Linked DNA regions of Homo sapiens: region 2 is linked to region 1. Evidence: chromatin loops called from intact Hi-C (ENCODE). Cell type or tissue: ascending aorta. All regions are shown on one strand. Each heading gives the region's core, and the rest is flanking DNA. Links, peaks and the distances in the headings are about the cores only. Region 1 has its middle 13 kb from the start of DAPL1. Region 2 overlaps LOC124907901 (a long non-coding RNA gene).

Evidence for each region. Hi-C counts contacts between places; a loop is a spot of excess contacts. Peaks named below come from ENCODE experiments on the same cell type or tissue, not always from the same donor. Only the 100,000 strongest peaks of a DNase experiment are listed, where the experiment ranks them.
Region 2: it touches region 1 in a loop (3-fold over the local background); 1 of 110 quality-filtered maps calls a loop at or near these places.

What each region holds. Positions count from the first base shown.
Region 1 is chr2:158,780,112-158,784,507 of GRCh38, reverse strand. No RefSeq gene overlaps it. Among named protein-coding and RNA genes, the nearest start is that of DAPL1, 13 kb to the left of the region's middle. RefSeq lists an enhancer at 818-1,317. In ascending aorta, for the core only: no CTCF peak of the experiment used is centred there; a DNase peak (open chromatin) is centred at 2,697; H3K27ac peaks cover 733 bases.
Region 2 is chr2:158,840,323-158,844,718 of GRCh38, reverse strand. All of the region lies in intron 2 of LOC124907901 (a long non-coding RNA gene), which reads right to left. Among named protein-coding and RNA genes, the nearest start is that of DAPL1, 47 kb to the right of the region's middle. In ascending aorta, for the core only: no CTCF peak of the experiment used is centred there; no DNase peak of the experiment used is centred there; H3K27ac peaks cover 699 bases.

The sequences.
Region 1 (4,396 bases), core at 204-4,203:
TGTTACATAATTTCACGGTAATGATTGCTATTACATTGAAGTATTACTATTATGTATCCTTAGCAAAATTAACAGACGTTCTTTAATATCACTAAATACTTAGTAAGTACTCAAATTTGTCTGATTGTCTCATATCTTTTTTTTAACAGATGGTTTGTTCACACCAGAATCCAAACTGGCCCCTTCCTTAATTAATTAATTTATTTTTGCAATTATTTGTTGAAGACGCTGGGTCTTTAGTCCTGTAGAATTTGCTACATTCTGGATTTGGCTGGATTTGTTGTATTGCATGAACATGTCCTGTTCTTTGTATTTCCTGCAAACTGGTGGTTAGATCTAGAGGCGTGATCAGACTCATGCTTGATTGATTTATTTTGGGCAAGTATACCCAAGGGTGTTATTGTGTACTTCCTGTTGAGGCACATCTACAGGCTCATAAAGTCTGGTTGTCTTTGTGTAATGTTGAGGCTGATCTGTCATTTTAGCTGACATTCTGTTCTAAAGAATGCTATTAGATACAGAAAACAAAATTTGCCTCTCTATAGAAAATGAAGTGCCAAAGGAGAAACCCACAACTTCATTTTTGAGAAGAGAGAATGCACAATGTGGGTAGCTTGCTTTTATATTTAACACAGTGAAAGACTCACAGAAAAAACTTGCCCTTCTGGTTCAAGTTCCCTTTAGTCCCCAGTTCAGCATCAGATATTTGTGTGATTTGGTCGGGCGCGGTGGCTCACGCCTATAATCCCAGCACTTTTGGAGGCCAAGATGGGTGGATCACTTGAGGTCAGGAGTTCCAGACCAACCTGGCCAACATGGTGAAACCCCGTCTCTACTAAAAATGCAAAAATTAGCTGGCCATGGTGGCAGGTGCCTGTAATCTCAGCTACTCGGGAGGCTGAGGCAGCAGAATCACTTGAACCCGGGAGGTGGAGGTTGCAGTGAGAAGAGATGGTGCCACTGTCCTCCAGCCTGTGCGATAGAGCGAGACTCCACTTCAAAAAAAAAAAAAAAAAAAAAGATATTTGTGTGATTTATTTGCTGGCTTACTGTGTCAGAATGTATTTAGATTTCAGGCATTTTTCTACCATCTTTTTAATTTGACTCAGAATAAGAATATTTTCATCTTGCTTATTATGTTTCACTTTTAAAACAGCTGCCTCAGGCCGGGCGTGGTGGCTTACCTCTGCAATCCCAGCACTTTGGGTGGCCGAGGTGGGCGGATCATGAGGTCAGGAGATCGAGACCATCCTGGCTAACACCGTGAAACCCCGTCTCTACTAAAAATACAAAAAATTAGCCGGGCGTGGTGGCGGGCGCCTGTAGTCCCAGCTACTCGGGAGGGTGAGGCAGGAGAATGACTTGAACCTGGGAGGCGGAGCTTGCAGTGAGCCGAGATCGCGCCACTGCATTCCAGCCTGGGCGACAGAGCGAGACTCCATCTCAAAAAACAAACAAAACAAACAAAGAAACAAACAGCTGCCTCAAAAACGTGAGTGATAATTTAGGGGGCTTGGAAGATGTCTTTCCAGGAGGCCTCGGTGGCTGGGGTCTCGGCTGTAGTCATATTGGACTTTCGGTGTCTAAATGACTGTCGCCCACTCTCCTTTCCCTGCCTCTGAGCTTTCATTTTCCTCAGTCTGCTATAATCCTCTACTCTTGGTCAACTCCCACGCCTTCCATGACCCCATCAGTCTGTGAGTTGCTCCTGCAATCATTCCACTCTTCTCATTCACCATACTTTGTGGGATTGATGAATTAAATCTCATAGTATCCTGAATTTGAACCAACCTGTAGATCTTCAATAAGTACTTTTTAAAAGGGAATCAAATTTCCTTGTTTTGTGTTACTTTAAAAACTACATTTCTTCAAAGACAAGTAGCCTGAGTGGTGTCTCAGTGGAAAGTTACTTTCCCAAAGCCATTCTACAGTATCTGCAATTGCCTTAAAATTCTGCCAATCCGATTAATCTTATTTAAACCACAAAAATGACTTTCCTAAATACATCTTATGATGATCCTAAGTGATACCTAAAGTGATAAACGGATGAATCGACAAGTGAAGTGGCTTGTTTGAAAGGTTTCCGCGGATGGCCCTCCTTTCCGTCGCCCTTCCCTGTGGGTATAAAAGAAACTGCAGTCATGTGAAAGATTTGTGTTTGCCTGGATTGGGAGCACGCGGGCTTGGAAAAGAGGTGCACGTGCCCTGTTCTCTCTTGGGTATTTTGCTGTGGATGCATGTGATTCTGATCTCACAAACGGCTGGTGTGCTTTAGAAATTGAAAAATAAATGAGAATCCAAAGACACCGACAGATCATGTAGAATTTAATTTCAACTGTTACTTGAAGAGAAGTTGTGAGAAAACACCCACTTTCTGAAAGTAATCTTCTCTTTAATAACACTGGTTGGAGATTTTCAAAATGGCTATACACACACATTTATACACATTTATACACACATATTTAAATTTTTATAGTAATAGATGTAATGGATTGTCTTACCCAAGAATTTAATTTCTGAATAAAAAAAATCTTTCCAAGGTAAATACTTATAATACAATTCTTCCTTTCCTATATGACCACAACTTAATGTAGAACTTTTACAAAACAGTCCCTTCATTTCACTCCCTTTGCTTTGGAATGCTGAGTCAGTGTGCTGTTGGAAATCCCAAGGCTGGGTGTGGGTGGAAATAGTAAGTCATGGGTTTTAAGACGCAGAACAATCAGGAGAGGAACTTTGACTCTGGACTCCGTCTCTTCAGCCCCTTTGTGGATTTTAGCACAGGATAACTTGCAACATCAGCATTTCACTCTTTGCCTGCACTTCTCCTACCTTTGGGGCAGGATTAGGAGCTCTTTGAGAGTAGGCTCTGTTTGTTATTCAGATCACATGGCATGCAGTTGGCAGAAAATAGATGCATGTTATTGATGATGCTGAGAATACCAGGATAGACAGCTGTGGGAGGTGTTTCACTCTTAATTGTGCGGCATGAAGAGCAGTCAGCAGGAGAGTTGGCAGCTGTGACTTCTAGAATTCCACTTAAGAAATGGAGCGCCACTGATTCAGATCACCAGAGAATCTCATGGGTACACCTCAAAGGCAATATGACAAACAGTGTGATCAATAGTCATTTTAGGGTTCTCCTCTGCTACCAGTGTGTATTCCATGAAAATAGGCATGCCAAAAAAAGGAATCTTAAGCCTGTGAACCATGGAAAGGGTCAGAAAATAGCTATGGTAGCAGGCAAAAACTAGAAATGTCAAAAATTGGGCAGAAGAGAGAAAGGAGAAGGTAAAAAAGCAGATGAAAAGAATACCTTGTATAACAGAAAACCAAACACCACATGTTCTCATTTATAAGTGGGAGGTAAAAGATCAGAACACATGGACACATAGAGGGGAACAGCACACACTGGGGCCTATTGGAGGGTGAAGGGTGGGAGGAGGGAGAGAATCAGGAAAAATAACTAATGAATACTAATGAATACTAGGCTTAGTATTCTGGGTGATGAAACAATAATCTATACAACAAACTCTCATGACACACTTTTACCCATGTAACGTAACAAACCTGCACATCCTGCACATGCATCCCTGGACTTAAAATAAAAGTTAAAAAAATACCTTGTATAAAATAGAAGGTGGGGGAATACAGGGCTGGGAGGGAGAGAGGAACTGATTTCAAGAGCAAACTCACATAGATAACTGGGCTTTTTAAAATGAAAAAATGCTCATCATCACTGGCCATCAGAGAAATGCAAATCAAAACCACTATGAGATATCATCTCACACCAGTTAGAATGGCAATCATTAAAAAGTCAGGAAACAACAGGTGCTGGAGAGGATGTGGAGAAATAGGAACACTCTTACACTGTTGGTGGGACTGTAAACTAGTTCAACCATTGTGGAAGTCAGTGTGGCGATTCCTCAGGGATCTAGAACTAGAAATACCATTTGACCCAGCCATCCCATTACTGGGTATATACCCAAATGACTATAAATCATGCTGCTATAAAGACACATGCACACGTATGTTTATTGTGGCATTACTCACAATAGCAAAGACTTGGAACCAACCCAAATGTCCAATAATGATAGACTGGATTAAGAAAATGTGGCACATATACACCATGGAATACTATGCAGCCATAAAAAATGATGAGTTCATGTCCTTTGTAGGGACATGGATGAAATTGGAAACCATCATTCTCAGTAAACTATCGCAAGAACAAAAAACCAAACACCGCACATTCTCACTCATAGGTGGGAATTGAACAATGAGATCACATGGACACAGGAAGGGGAATATCACACTTTGGGGACTGTGGTGGGGTGGGGGGAGGGGGGAGGGATAGCATTGGGAGATATACCTAATGCTAAATGACGAGTTAATGGGT
Region 2 (4,396 bases), core at 119-4,118, 60 kb before region 1:
GAAACTTCTCTGATTCCGTTTCCCCAGTTTTGCCCACTCAGGTGAGTAAGCAGGGATGAGGGAGTGGGCTAACTTTGAAAGTTCCCTTCCCTCCTGCGGATATTCCCCAACAGCAGCCCTAAACCCCTGGGAGTTTTGGGTTTCACACTGGATCAGGTATTCTAATGGCTGAGTAAAGACCTGCTGGGACCATGAAACAATTACTCCCTGAGGACCTGAGAATGAACGAAGTCATGGGGCTGCCCAGGTTTTCTGGCAGTACCACCTCCCTAGAGATCATTCAGAAATATGTTGGAGTGTGTTTTGATTGACACAATGATTGGCAGGGAGGATACTCTTGGCATTTAGAGGACAAGGGCCTGAGATGCTCGATATCCCAGTAACCCAAGAACTCTCCTGCTTGAAATATTAACAGTGCTCCCAGTTGAGGCCTACACTCATGGAGGCAGGGGCAGGATCACCCCTTCCCTGAACAAGTTTTAAAAAGACAGTGGAACCTATGCCAGGCAGGGAAACCAGAACTGTAATTGATGACCTGCTGGAGGCTCAGTGTGAACAAGTCTGAGAAGAAAACTCCAGAGGGACCCAGTTACTTTTGTGAATTTTACCTGCTGGAGGTCAACCAGGTTCTCAGAGTAAATATCTGAGAAAAATAATAATAATAAAAAAAAAGACAGTGGGAGACAAAAATAGAAATACATTTTCATTATGTTGCCCTTTATGCTTATTCACCATATCTATTACGCTGAGGCTACAAGTATTTTGCAGTGACTTGAGAGCTCTTTCCCACAGCTGCTTAATTACATTCCAGCTGCTTGGATGCATTAGAGCCAGAAGCAGGCCATGAAGTGGGTGAAGGACCTAGCAGAAGGTGCTATGGTGTGCTGCGGTAGCCTGAACCCCTAAAAGCCCTAGCCCAGGTTAAACTTGCTCTGGTGACTGAAGACCAGGATCAGCCCCAGGTTTGAGAAAACCTGGCTGGTCTTGGTGTGGTAGCCTGAACAATGTCTACGTTCTTAGCCCTGAAATCTGTGACTATGTTACCTTCCATGGCAAAAGAGACTTTGCTAACATGATTAAATTAAGATGTTGACATGGCAAGATTATACAGATTGTCCAGTAGGCCTGCTTTATTCACGGGTGTCCTTTGAAGAGGGACAAGGGGATCAAAGTCAGAAGAAGGACACATGATAACAGAAGCAGGAGTTGGAGTGATGCTTGTTGGAAATGGGGGCATGAGGCCAGGGCGGCAGCTCACGCCTGTCATCCCTGCACTTTGGGAGGCTGAGGCGGGCAGATCACCTGAGGTCAGGAGCTTGAGACCAGCCTGGCCAACATGGTGAAACCCCATCTCTACTAAAAATACAAAAATTAGCTGGGCATGGGGATGTGCACCTGTAATCCCAGCTACTCAGGAGGATGAGGTGGGAGAATTGCTTGAACTTGGGAGGTGGAGGTTGCAGTGAGCCAAGATTGCACCACTGCACTCCAGCCTGGGAGACAGAGCAAGACTCTGTCTCAAAAAAAAAAAAAAAAAAAAAAAAGAAAGAAAGAAAAGAAAATGGGGCATGCATGTGGCACTAGAAGCTGGAAAAGGCAGGAAGATAGATCCTCTTCTAGAGCCTCCAGAAAGGAACACAGACCTGCCAACACCTTGATTTTAGCCTGCAAGACCCATTTTGGGCATCTGATCTCCAGAACTGTAAGATATCCAATATGTGTGTTTTTAAAAGCCATTATATTTGTGGCAATTGGTTACAGCAACAATAGGAAAATAATTTACCTGGTTTAAAGTGTAATATAAACCTTTCTACTCAAGAGAACTTAGCAGTTCTCTCAAGTTCACCCGAAGAACCCCCAAATCCCAACACAACCCTCTCTCCCCTCTCTGAAGATTCCAAGGAGAAAGGAAAGCAGTCCTGGCAAAATCCTCCTCCGGACCCGGTAAACAACCTGCAACCATGGCACATTGCTGTGTGATATAAACGTGTGTGTGTGTGTGTGTGTGTGTGTGTGTGTGTGTGTGTGTATGAGAAGCCAAAAGAAATAAAAAGGATTTCTATATTATCTGCGGTTTTCTTCACTAACCTTTCCCTTTCTAGCTACATAGATAATTGAGGACTCACTCCATTCTATCAAGGACCGCCACTGCTTGCTTTCAAGGGCTTCCCTCACCCCACAGATTTCTAGATTAGATCCAATGCAGTCTCTGATCATGCTGAAGCCTTGATTAGCAAAGTAGAAGAAAAATTAGAGAAAATTAAGTGGGCATTGTTGGAAAAACAAATAAATCCTCCTTCATTGGCAGACTTGAGCATTTACTAGAGCAATAACTATAGCACCATTTTCAACACTTTCTGCTGATGGGTGTGGAAACACTTTCTATCACAACCGACTTGACTTTTCCCTCTTTCTTCAGACCATAGATAAATATTTAGTTACAAACTTCCAAACAGAATAAAACCAGACTTTTAGTTTATTTGACAGGAAAGCTTAGTATGGGATACTTAAATCATTAAGGAGAAAAGACAGCTTAACTCACTGTAAAGCTAAAGATTAACTAGGAACCAACATGAATTCTCTTATAGGCTGTTTTCTACTCCCCTTGGTAGGAAAAAAATGTTAATTCACTCAGTATTAGATATCATGAGCCAAGTCTGGATTCCTTGGGAAGGTTTGTTTTCTCTCAGGAATACTTAGTTTGGCCCAGGGAAAATGAAAACAAGTTTAAAAAAAATCTTTCCTGGTTAGTCATTTTCTCTGGAGACTTAAAAGAAAAAAGACACTGATGTTGAGTAGAAAGCTTTCTCTGCAAGCTTTTACTGCAATGTCAAATAAAAAATGCACAGAATTGGCTCCCCTGGCAGCTTGTGCCTACTTTCAACTTTTTTTTTTTTTTTTTTGAGACGGAGTCTCTCTCTGTCACCCAGGCTGGAGTGCAGTGGTGTGATCTCGGCTCACTGCAACCTCCACCTCCTGGGTTCAAGTGATTCTCCTGCCTCAGCTTCCCGAGTAGCTGGGACTATAAGCATTTGCCACCATACCTGACTAATTTTTTAATATTTTTAGTAGGGAAGGGGTTTCACCACATCAGCCAGGCTGGTCTTGAACTTCTGACTTCAGGTGATCCACCCATCTTGACGTCCCAAACTGCTGGGATTACAGGTGTGAACCACCGTGAATGGCCCCTTCAACTTCATGTCTAAAACACCAAAAGCAATGACAACAAAAGCCAAAATCGACAAATGGGATCTAATTAAAATAAAGAGCTTCTGCACAGCAAAAGAAACTATCATCAGAGTGAACAGGCAACCTACAGAATGGGAGAAAATTTTTGCAATCTAGCCATCTGACAAGGGCTAATATCCAGAATCTACAAAGAACTTAAACAGTGGCCAGGCACGGTGGCTCACGCCTGTAATCCCAGCACTTTGGGAGGCCAAGGCAGGTGGATCACGAGGTCAGGAGATCCAGACCATCCTGGCTAACATGGTGAAATCCTGTCTCTACTAAAAATACAAAAAAATTAGCCAGGATTGGTGGTGGGCGCCTGTAGTCCCAGCTAATTGGGAGGCTGAGGCAGGAGAATGGTGTGAACCGGGCAGGTGGAGGTTGCAGTGAGCCAAGATTGCTCCACTGTGCTCCAATCTGGGTGACACAGCAAGACTCTGTCTCAAAAAAAAAAAAAACAGAACTTAAATAAATTTACAAGAAATAAAAAATCAACCCCATCAAAAAGTGGGTGAAGGATATGAACAGACACTTCTCAAAAGAAGACATTTATGCAGTCAACAAACATGAAAAAAAAGCTCATCATCAGTGGTCATTAGAGAAATGCAAATCAAAACCACAATGAGATATGATCTCATGCCAGTTAGAATGGTGATCATTAAAAAGTCAGGAAACAACAGGTGCTGGAGAGGATGTGGAGAAATAGGAACGCTTTTACACTGTTGGTGGGAGTGTAAATTAGATCAACCACTGTGGAAGACAGTGTGGTGATTCCTCAAGGACCTAGAACTAGAAATACCATTTGACCCAGCAATCCCATTACTGGGTATATACCCAAAGGATTATAAATCATTCTATTATAAAGACACATGCACACATATGTTTATTGTGGGCTATTCACAATAGCAAAATCTTGGAACCAACCTAAATGTCCATCAATGATAGACTGGATAAAGAAAATGTGGCACATATATACCATGGAATACTATGCAGCCATAAAAAAGATGAGTTCATGTCCTTTGCAGGGACATGGATGAAGCTGGAAACCATCATTCCCAGCAAACTAACACAGGAACAGAAAACCAAACACCACATGTTCCCACTCATAAGTGGGAGTTGAACAATGAGAACACATGGACACAGGGAGGTGAACATCACACATTGG